Linked DNA regions of Homo sapiens: region 2 is linked to region 1. Evidence: chromatin contacts called from ENCODE Hi-C data. All regions are on one chromosome and are shown on one strand. The core of a region is the stretch at or near the end of the contact, and the rest is flanking DNA. Distances in the headings are between cores, read along the strand shown.

Evidence for each region. A loop is a pair of places that touch in the nucleus more often than their neighbours do. Pooled maps may share reads with other maps.
Region 2: a loop to region 1 is called in a map of naive thymus-derived CD4-positive, alpha-beta T cell, with 10 times the contacts of the local background. The contact joins the promoter of EML5 here to the enhancer-like site in region 1. A Hi-C loop is called at or near these places in 1 of 168 maps with a recorded cell type or tissue (naive thymus-derived CD4-positive, alpha-beta T cell), 7 of 37 single-sample maps with no recorded cell type and 11 of 50 pooled maps.

Annotation. Positions count from the first base shown.
Region 1 is chr14:88,490,305-88,494,384 of GRCh38, reverse strand. All of the region lies in intron 10 of PTPN21 (protein tyrosine phosphatase non-receptor type 21), which reads left to right. Among named protein-coding and RNA genes, the nearest start is that of PTPN21, 63 kb to the left of the region's middle. RefSeq lists an enhancer at 1,753-1,942. Within about 2 kb of position 1,749, at least 5 of the 41 ENCODE cell types and tissues checked have a DNase peak (open chromatin) inside an H3K27ac peak, as active enhancers do.
Region 2 is chr14:88,790,905-88,794,984 of GRCh38, reverse strand. It overlaps EML5 (EMAP like 5), which reads left to right and starts at 2,032. Exons shown (of 44, transcript NM_183387.3): 1 at 2,032-2,678. The coding sequence starts at 2,482. RefSeq lists silencers at 1,892-2,251, 2,442-2,521.

The DNA.
Region 1 (4,080 bases), core at 500-2,999:
TTACTTCTAATAAAAGTACGAGGCCATACACAGTGTGGTCCTTGCCTGGTTTCAACCTTATGTCTTTTATCCTCCTCCCTGCTTGCTCTGTTCCAGCCACAGTGGTATCCTGGCTAGGCTGCAGATGTGCCTCACCCTAGGGGATGCTGTCCTTGCTCTTTTCCCAGGTCTCCACCTGCCTTGCTCCCTCATTGCAGCCTGCTGTCTGGTCAGATATGACCCTCTTCAGAGGCTGTCCCTGATTGTCCTATGGTACCCCCCTTCCACTATGATCTGTCTCTTTACCCTCTAACTTTGTTTTGTTCTTTATAGCACTTAGCACCATGTGAATTTCTATATTTGTTTGTTTGTTTGTTTGCCTGTATCCCCTGCCAGCAGGTTAGCTCTAGAGCAGTGCTTGAGGACAGACACTCTTCCCTGCCTTCAGTGCTATATTCCCCATGCCAAGCAAGGGCCTGGCTCACTGTCGGCCTTAATGAATTTGTTCAGCTAATCTATAGATACAGGTGTTAAGAGCTCTGATTCAAGATGTCTTGGTGCTGTAAGATCCCTTAGGAAAATGGTACGTCACCCAGAACTGCCAAGATAGGAAAGGCTACCCAGCCAAGTGACATCTAAGCTGAGACCCGAAATGTTGCACTCAATTCCCACAACCTTTCTTTAAGCTGTCCTCTTGTCCCTGGTCCATGTCTGGAGGCACCTCCTGGAGCTCCCTCCCACTTGGCCCCCCACGCCCTATCTCATCTGTATGCAGTCAGTCTTCTGGATAGATAAGCAAAATATGTAGCACTGCTCTTGAAGTTACATGTCAGGAACAAATCTGAGCATGTGCCTCTCACCCGCCCCGTCCTGGGTACAGGATTAAGGGCAGACTCCTGAGGTCCTTCTCTGGACTTAGCTGCCCCAGCCCAGTTGGCCTTGGAGTCTGACTCCAGGAAGGCATCTTTCCTTATCATGTGAATGCCCCCAGCCCAGGCCTTTGCTAAAATGCCCTTCCTTCCCTTCTCTGACAGACTCTTAGTCATTCTTCAAGATTGAGTTTAAAATACAGCCCCCATAGACACCACCAAACATTCAGTTTGCTTAGTCCTTGACACCACTCTGAAAGTTGTTTTTTCTACCTCTTTTATAACAATGACCTGAATAATTCATAACAATAATTTAGTAAATGCTTGCTCTGTGTCAAGCATTATACTGAGAGCTTTTATTTTCTTTAATCCTTACAGTAACCCTGTTGGGCACAATTATTACTATCCCATTATTGATGAAGGTATGGAGACTTACAGAAGTGAAATGTCTTGCCCTGCCACACAACTAGTAAGTGGAGCAGCAAGACTCGAGCCTGTGCTCTTAGCCGCTGTGCTAGCCTGTTAGAGTAGTTCCTGCCTGCTTTTTTCATATTGACAGATATCAACTGACAGATCATTTTCATTTGATCTGTCTCTCTTGTTTGATGAAGCTCCATGAGGGCAGGGTCTCCTCTTCCTCATCTTCGTGTCCCCTGTCTGGCAAGGTGCCCGGTGCATAAGGGCTTAGTGAACAATGGGAGCCGGAGTGTGGCAGTGATGGGAGTCACAGGGGAGAAGAGCACTTTTGCTCCTTTGTCTCTTCCTTTTATTACAGATTGTAAATGAGGCATGGGGTGGAGGCAAAGTCTAACAAGGGCATTTTGTCCCTTAGCACCAGGAAGGAAGGAGAAAGGCTGTGGAAGTGCCTTCTGTCTTGCAGGGTGTGAGAGAAACTCTGGGCAGGAGCAGCAGTGTAAAGATAACATGCGGGGATGCCCACCCGGACGGGGAGCTGGCCAGTGGTTTGCATGTATGGCCCAGTCCCTGTCTCTTCTCTGCCTTCCCCTGCACCATGTTTGCATCCGAGTCCCCATCGCTGGTCTGGTGATGGGATTTTCGTAAGCACTGACAGGGAGGAGGAACCTGCTTTCTTTGTAAATATGGGAAGCGGTTTCTGCTAGGGGCCTGGGTGTATTTGCATATGAAAGTGTTCCCCCTGGTGGTGATATTCAGTAGTGCTACTTGCCTTTGGGGTTCCCTGGGGCTGGCCTGGTTATCCAGCCATATGTGGCATGATTTCTATGCAGAAGTAAGTTCTAAGATTCAAGCAGTAGATAATGCAGTCTGTTGGACCACAGCATTTTCATTTTAAAGACTTTAATAAGTTAAGAGTGTTCATAATATTGAGCCATTATTACCTCAGTTTGTTTCTTCTCTGGAAAATAGTGGAGAGTCTACATTTTGAATAAACCATAAAACATAATCCCTTTCCATGAGGCATCCATATTGGTTGGTGGTTAGTGCCTGTTTTTTGTTTGTTTGTTTGTTTTGTTTTGTGTTTTTTTTTTTGCAAATTAACAACTTGTAATAAGTAAAAGAGGGAAGAGGGAAAAGCAACAAATGATTGATTATGGTGAATGAGTCTTAGAAATTCAGCTCTAGTTTTTGGAATATTGCTATTTATTGGCAAGTGTGAACAAAACTACATTAATGTCATCAGTTGCATATGCTATACCTAAATAAGGAACACCTGAATCTTTTTAAAATGGAATAGTTATGTTTAAAGGGCTGTTTTCCAAAGTTTGCTTTCAATCTCTATATATCCAATAGATTGTGGCAGTCGATTTCCATGAGCTATTCCTATGTAATTACTTATGATTCATTCTGTAGGGAACTAATATATTTCATTGTGAGCGTTTGTTTCCCACATAAAGTAAATGAAGCTTTTAATATTAGCTTTTAAAATTTTGCTTGATAATAAAATGAAAAGAACTTTAATTGTTATGGCCATGTTTTAAAGGCTCTCAATATAGACTGTTTAGTCATGTTCCAATATTATGATTCTGAAGTATTGGTAGACTTGTTGTCATGGGCCAGATGGGTAAACTAAAGCGTGATAGGCATTTAACAAAACTGCCCCTGGCCTGGAACTGGACGGTGGCTTCTGGACATCTGCTTTGGGCTGGGGTGACTGGTGGCCCAGGAGATAGACTCGACTTGCACAGAAAGGGGAACTGTAATCCCAGGGTGTCCCCTTTACCCCCAGTCCTGATCTATTGTAGTTTATTGCTGCTTGGGATGGCCTTATGTGACTCATCTAATCTTGACCCAGATAACTATATTTTAGTATTTATACAATGGCATAATCCAACAGCCTTCTCCCTCCACCCCCTAACAAAGTGCATTAGATAACAGAATGATCGTTATCCAAACCTTAAAAATGTTAGATGGATAACAATCTGTCTTTTAAAATTATAAAGTGAGGATATTGAGACTTTTATACTTAATATTCCTTTATGGTTGAATTGGGAATTAAATGACATAATAATGTCAACCTGTTAGATCAGAAATCTGCTTCAAACCCACTGTCTCTCACTCTAAGCCCCAGAACTGGTCATGCTGTAAGCACCCTCCCTGATTTATATAAGGAAAATGCCGAGAGAGTTGGGGAGTCATGAGAGGCCCCTTGGTGTAGGTGGCTCCCCTGCTCTTTTCTGTGAGGAAAAGGGAGGATGGTATCCTTCAACCTGCAAAGCCAAGTGATAGAGGGTTCAAGAGACTTTCTCCAGAAGGGAAACTTGTATTTCAGACTGCAGCAGGCCACTCGCTGAGCGCAGTGAGATGGCTGGTGAGTGCTCCCTGCAGCTCAGGGGTGTTGGTGAACATAGCAGCCGGTGTCCACCTTGGTTCCGGAGACTTTTGTAATCAGGAGACTGACTAGAGTAGGCCCTGCCTGGAAAGGGAAAGAGTTTACCCATCTTCTTGGCCTACTGCAGGGCTTGAAGAGACTATAGGAAGTCTGGAAGAAGATGGAGCAGCCCCTATCCCATTCCAGTCCCCTGAGCCCCAGAAGTGTAGAGAGGACCCAGTAGTTCCCATGGATCCATGTGAAGGAGCAGGGCAGGAAGAGGTGGGAGGGGAGAGGAGGAGCAGCCACAAGGCCAAACAGTGGGACCTCTGGGTATGGGGACATGGACCCCTGGTGGAGCCGAGGAGAGGCAGCGGCTTTTTCTGAGTAGGTTCTTATATGGATAAAGGTCAGTGTCACCCTGGAAAACCACACATGTCGGCC
Region 2 (4,080 bases), core at 783-3,282, 300 kb before region 1:
TTTTCTAGCCACCTTTGTGCCTCGGCTGTCTCTTTTGGTCTTGAGTCGCCAGTTGAGGATGGTTTAATTAAGAATGTTTTTGCTTCGCACTCTACACTTGGGTCATTAAAATCGTAATGGAAAATATGATAATGGGAAAATAAATTACTTAAATCTCTTATTAATCTGAGTACTTAAGTGTGTATCATGGGATCCATAAGATATTGTGCTGAAAAATCCGAAACATAGAAAAAACTATATTCTTCCATCTCGTCTCATAAAATTTACATGTAACCAGTAATTAATATATCACAAATGTATAGCAACAAATATTTAATGTTTTCTAAGTTCACTGCTTGAATTTAAATAATCAACAATTTTTCTTTTTCTCACCAGGGGATTTCAAGGAACTCACTAGTGAATTAGAACATATTCTTATTAAAAAACAGAAAACGCCCTCCTGGTGACAAAGAGAAACTGTGTGTGCTTTTGCCCAGGGTACCCTACATGGGCCTTAGAGCCACTTCTCAGGCCTGATTTCTTTGTTTATTTGCAGCAGCTGCCAGAAAGCTATTCCTCTTTTTCAGATTCTGCCCAGAATGGAAACTCTTTCAGAGTTTACTTTTCATGACATCTATGTAAATTCCTTTCAGATGGCCTTTATTTCCTGCATGTAAACTGCTTGCAGATTAGAAGTCATAATCAAAGACGAAACGGTAATCCTGTCTCAAGTTAGTAACTGGCATCTTTGAGGAAGTAGACATTGGATAACATCTATTCCAATATATCTGTACCACACAGGAGTCAACCCCTTTTGGAGTCATATTTCTTGAAACGATGGTAGTTTATTTTAGCTTTTGTCAGATTTCTGTCTTGGTATTTCCTATGGAAATCAAACAGTAATTTTTAGACAATAAGGGTTCATATTGGTATATCCTGAATTAGTATTTTTTTGTTGTAAATCTTGTGGCCATCCTGAACTTAACACTTTTTAAATTGTGGATTTCCAATTATTTTTAGAGGTATTGATAAATCTTGTTCATATTCCTGTGAGAAGAGGACACAACTGAGTAGGAGGGGAAATGACATAGTCAGGAATTGATTGTTCCCAATACTTTTATTACAGGAGTTTTCTACAGGATCACAATTGAATTTATTTAATTAAGAGTAACTGTTGGTGATGTCCCAGTCATTTTTAAAAAAATCGAAGTACAATTTTTTTTTTTTTTGCTATTCGGAAATCAGATCTCACATGTCAGTTTACCATCTAAAGTCTACCTTCAGCTTTGCGGTCACTTAAGAAAACATACACTTAGGACCAGGAGCAGTGGATTGGGCCTGTAATCCCAGCGCTTTGGGAGGCCTGAGGCAGAAGAACTGCTGAAGGTCAGGAGGTGGAGACCAGCCTGGGCAACACAGCAAGACCCCCGCCTCTACAAAATAAACTTAAAAACAAAGCAAAACATTTGCCGGGCATAGTGGTACGCAACTGTACTCCTTACTACTCCGGAGACTGAGGCGGGAGGATCGCTGGAGCCCAGGAGTTGGAGGCTACAGTGAGCTGAGACTGCGCCACTCCACTCCAGCCTGGGCGACAGAGCGAGGCTCTGTTTCTAAAAATAATAATTTAAAAGCACATTTAGGAAGCTCGGCATCATTCCAATGTCTGGGTCCGAAAGCACTATAAGGCAGCAAGACACACAAGGTATCAAGCGTAAAAAAGAGAATTTAGCATCCCGGTGTGGATTTTCCCAGGCAAAAACGTGGCCTACGCTGGGTGCAGGGACCGTGCGGAACCGGCAGGTGCTTCCCGGTTGAGGACGCAAAGCAGCGGGAGCCCGGGGTCGCCGAGGGTCCGCCTGGGCTTAAGCAGCTCAACGAGGGAGGGCTCACCGGCCCGCGCACTTGCAGAGACGCGGTCCCAGCGACTCCGCAACTAGACCGTGGCCCCGCGAACTCCAGCCTCTTCTCGGCTCCGGGAGGGGCGGAGTGAGCGCGGGAGGGGGCGGGGCCACGCAAGGCCGCGCGCCCGCCGCTCGGCTCGGCTCGGCTCGGCTCGCTCGGTTTCGGGGTGCGCGGCGCGGGTCCGCCAGGCTGTGGCTACAAAGCCGCGGCGGGGCGCGAGCGCCGCAGGTGACCGGGGCTGGGAGCTGCGTGCGCGGGCGGCGGCTGAGGAGCTGGAGGCGGGCCCTCGCTCTCGGCCCAGGCGCTACGGGCTGAGGAGACTAGGCGAGCCGAGGCGGGCGAAGGGCTCTGGGCATCCACTTGACAGCCGGCGGCGCTCGCGGCCCTCAGCATGTTCCGCGAGGCGAGGGTTTTCCTCCCGCCTGTGGGCTGAGGCGGCGGCGGCCCCCGAAACGAGATGCACCTGACGGGCGCGGCTTAGAGGACGCGGCTGGCGGGAAGTCCCGGCAGCCAGCGGGAGGGCTTTCGTTGCCGGGCCGCCGCCGCCTCCCGTCGCCGCCGCGGGCCCGAGCGGGAGCGGCGGGTGGGCGCCCCGACATGGCGGCCCGGAGCGCCCCGAGCTGCCACCTGCGGCTCGAGTGGGTGTACGGCTACCGGGGCCACCAGTGCCGCAACAACCTCTACTACACTGCGGCCAAGGAGATCGTATACTTCGTGGCGGGGGTCGGCGTGGTGTACAGCCCGCGGGAGCACAGGCAGAAGTTCTACCGGGGCCACAGCGACGACATCATCAGGTACCGGGGAGCGGGGGCCGCCGCCGTCACCCTGCAAGCCGCTCCCGGAGTTTGCACCCGCGGGTTCCTCTGGACGCCGTGACCGCTCCTGCACGGAGCATCACCCCGAGGGGAATCCGCAGCTGTCTCTCTGGTCCCGAGTCCACCAGTTAACACCCTACAAATGCCTTTCCCCTCTTCCTCGTCTAGGGACTCTCTCTCGGGTCCGTGCAGGAAGATCAGGTCCGCGGATCCACCGGGCACCCGGTTTGACGGCTTTGTCCCCTTTCCCACTCCATCACAATTACGAAAACTGCGAAAAGGTTATTTTGGTGGCACTTTATTCCGTTAGATCCTGTGAGAAATTTCTTATTAAACGCATTCTTAAAGCACCCGGGGTGGGGGGAAACCCTTTACCTAATAAAGGACTGATGGAAGCACAGCAAGCGGTGGGCTGCTCCCGGGGAGCGCGCCCAGGGTGGCGTCCTGAAGGGCTCTCACCTCCTGGCCGTAATTATTAGTTCAGGTTTCACCGCCTGCTATAATCAGCAGAAACCCCAGGCAACCTCCAGGCAATTCACTGGATGTTAAAATGTGCACACCTGAAGGCAATTTAAGGTAGGTCTTATCTGAAGAGGCTGCTGAAAACTTCACTGATTTCCAGTTCTCTTCATCTTCATTAAAATACTCCTAAATAAGCTACTTTTGTATTTTCTTAAAATTAAATCGCTATTGGGGGGCTATTTTTAGTCTTCCTTGGACAATAACTCAAAGTTGGTCCCAGAGCTTGTTGACATTTCTTTAGTGAGCGGTATATTTGAAATGTAATTTTCAATCAGTGTCTTAGTACAACTTTTATGGTAAAGTCAAGAGCTTCAGAAATCATTCTAGGCCACTGATTATTGCCTCAAGCACAGCATTTTTTGTCCTTTACAGAGGAAAATATATTAAAAGCAATTGAGAATGTGTTTGTGTGGTGCTCTTGGGGTTTTATCAAAGATTCTACGATTTGGGTTTGGTTACAAAATGTTATTCCCTCATGTATGTTGCACAGGATTTAAATTGGGCATTTCAAATACGGTACCTTGGTTTGAAGTCTTGTAGGCAAGAAGCCCTGGTATGTAAATTCCACAAATAAAGTTGTTCTTCTGTTTTGCGTCTCTGTACATCTATAATATGTAAGAGGGAAAGGATGCCTAGGACAAACAGAGGTAGGGCAAGATGGAGTAAAGATAAGAAAAGACAAAATTGAGATTGCAGAGTAAGGAATGAGGTGGTGCTCTGTATTCAGTTGGTTTTTTTTGTTTGTTTTTGTTTTTTGGACACCAGAGTGCTTTTTCAGATTGTATTTAATGTATTACTTTGAAAAGGTAACTGATAAGTCATTTCATTTTTCTCAAGCTGGGACTCTGTATCGTGGTGA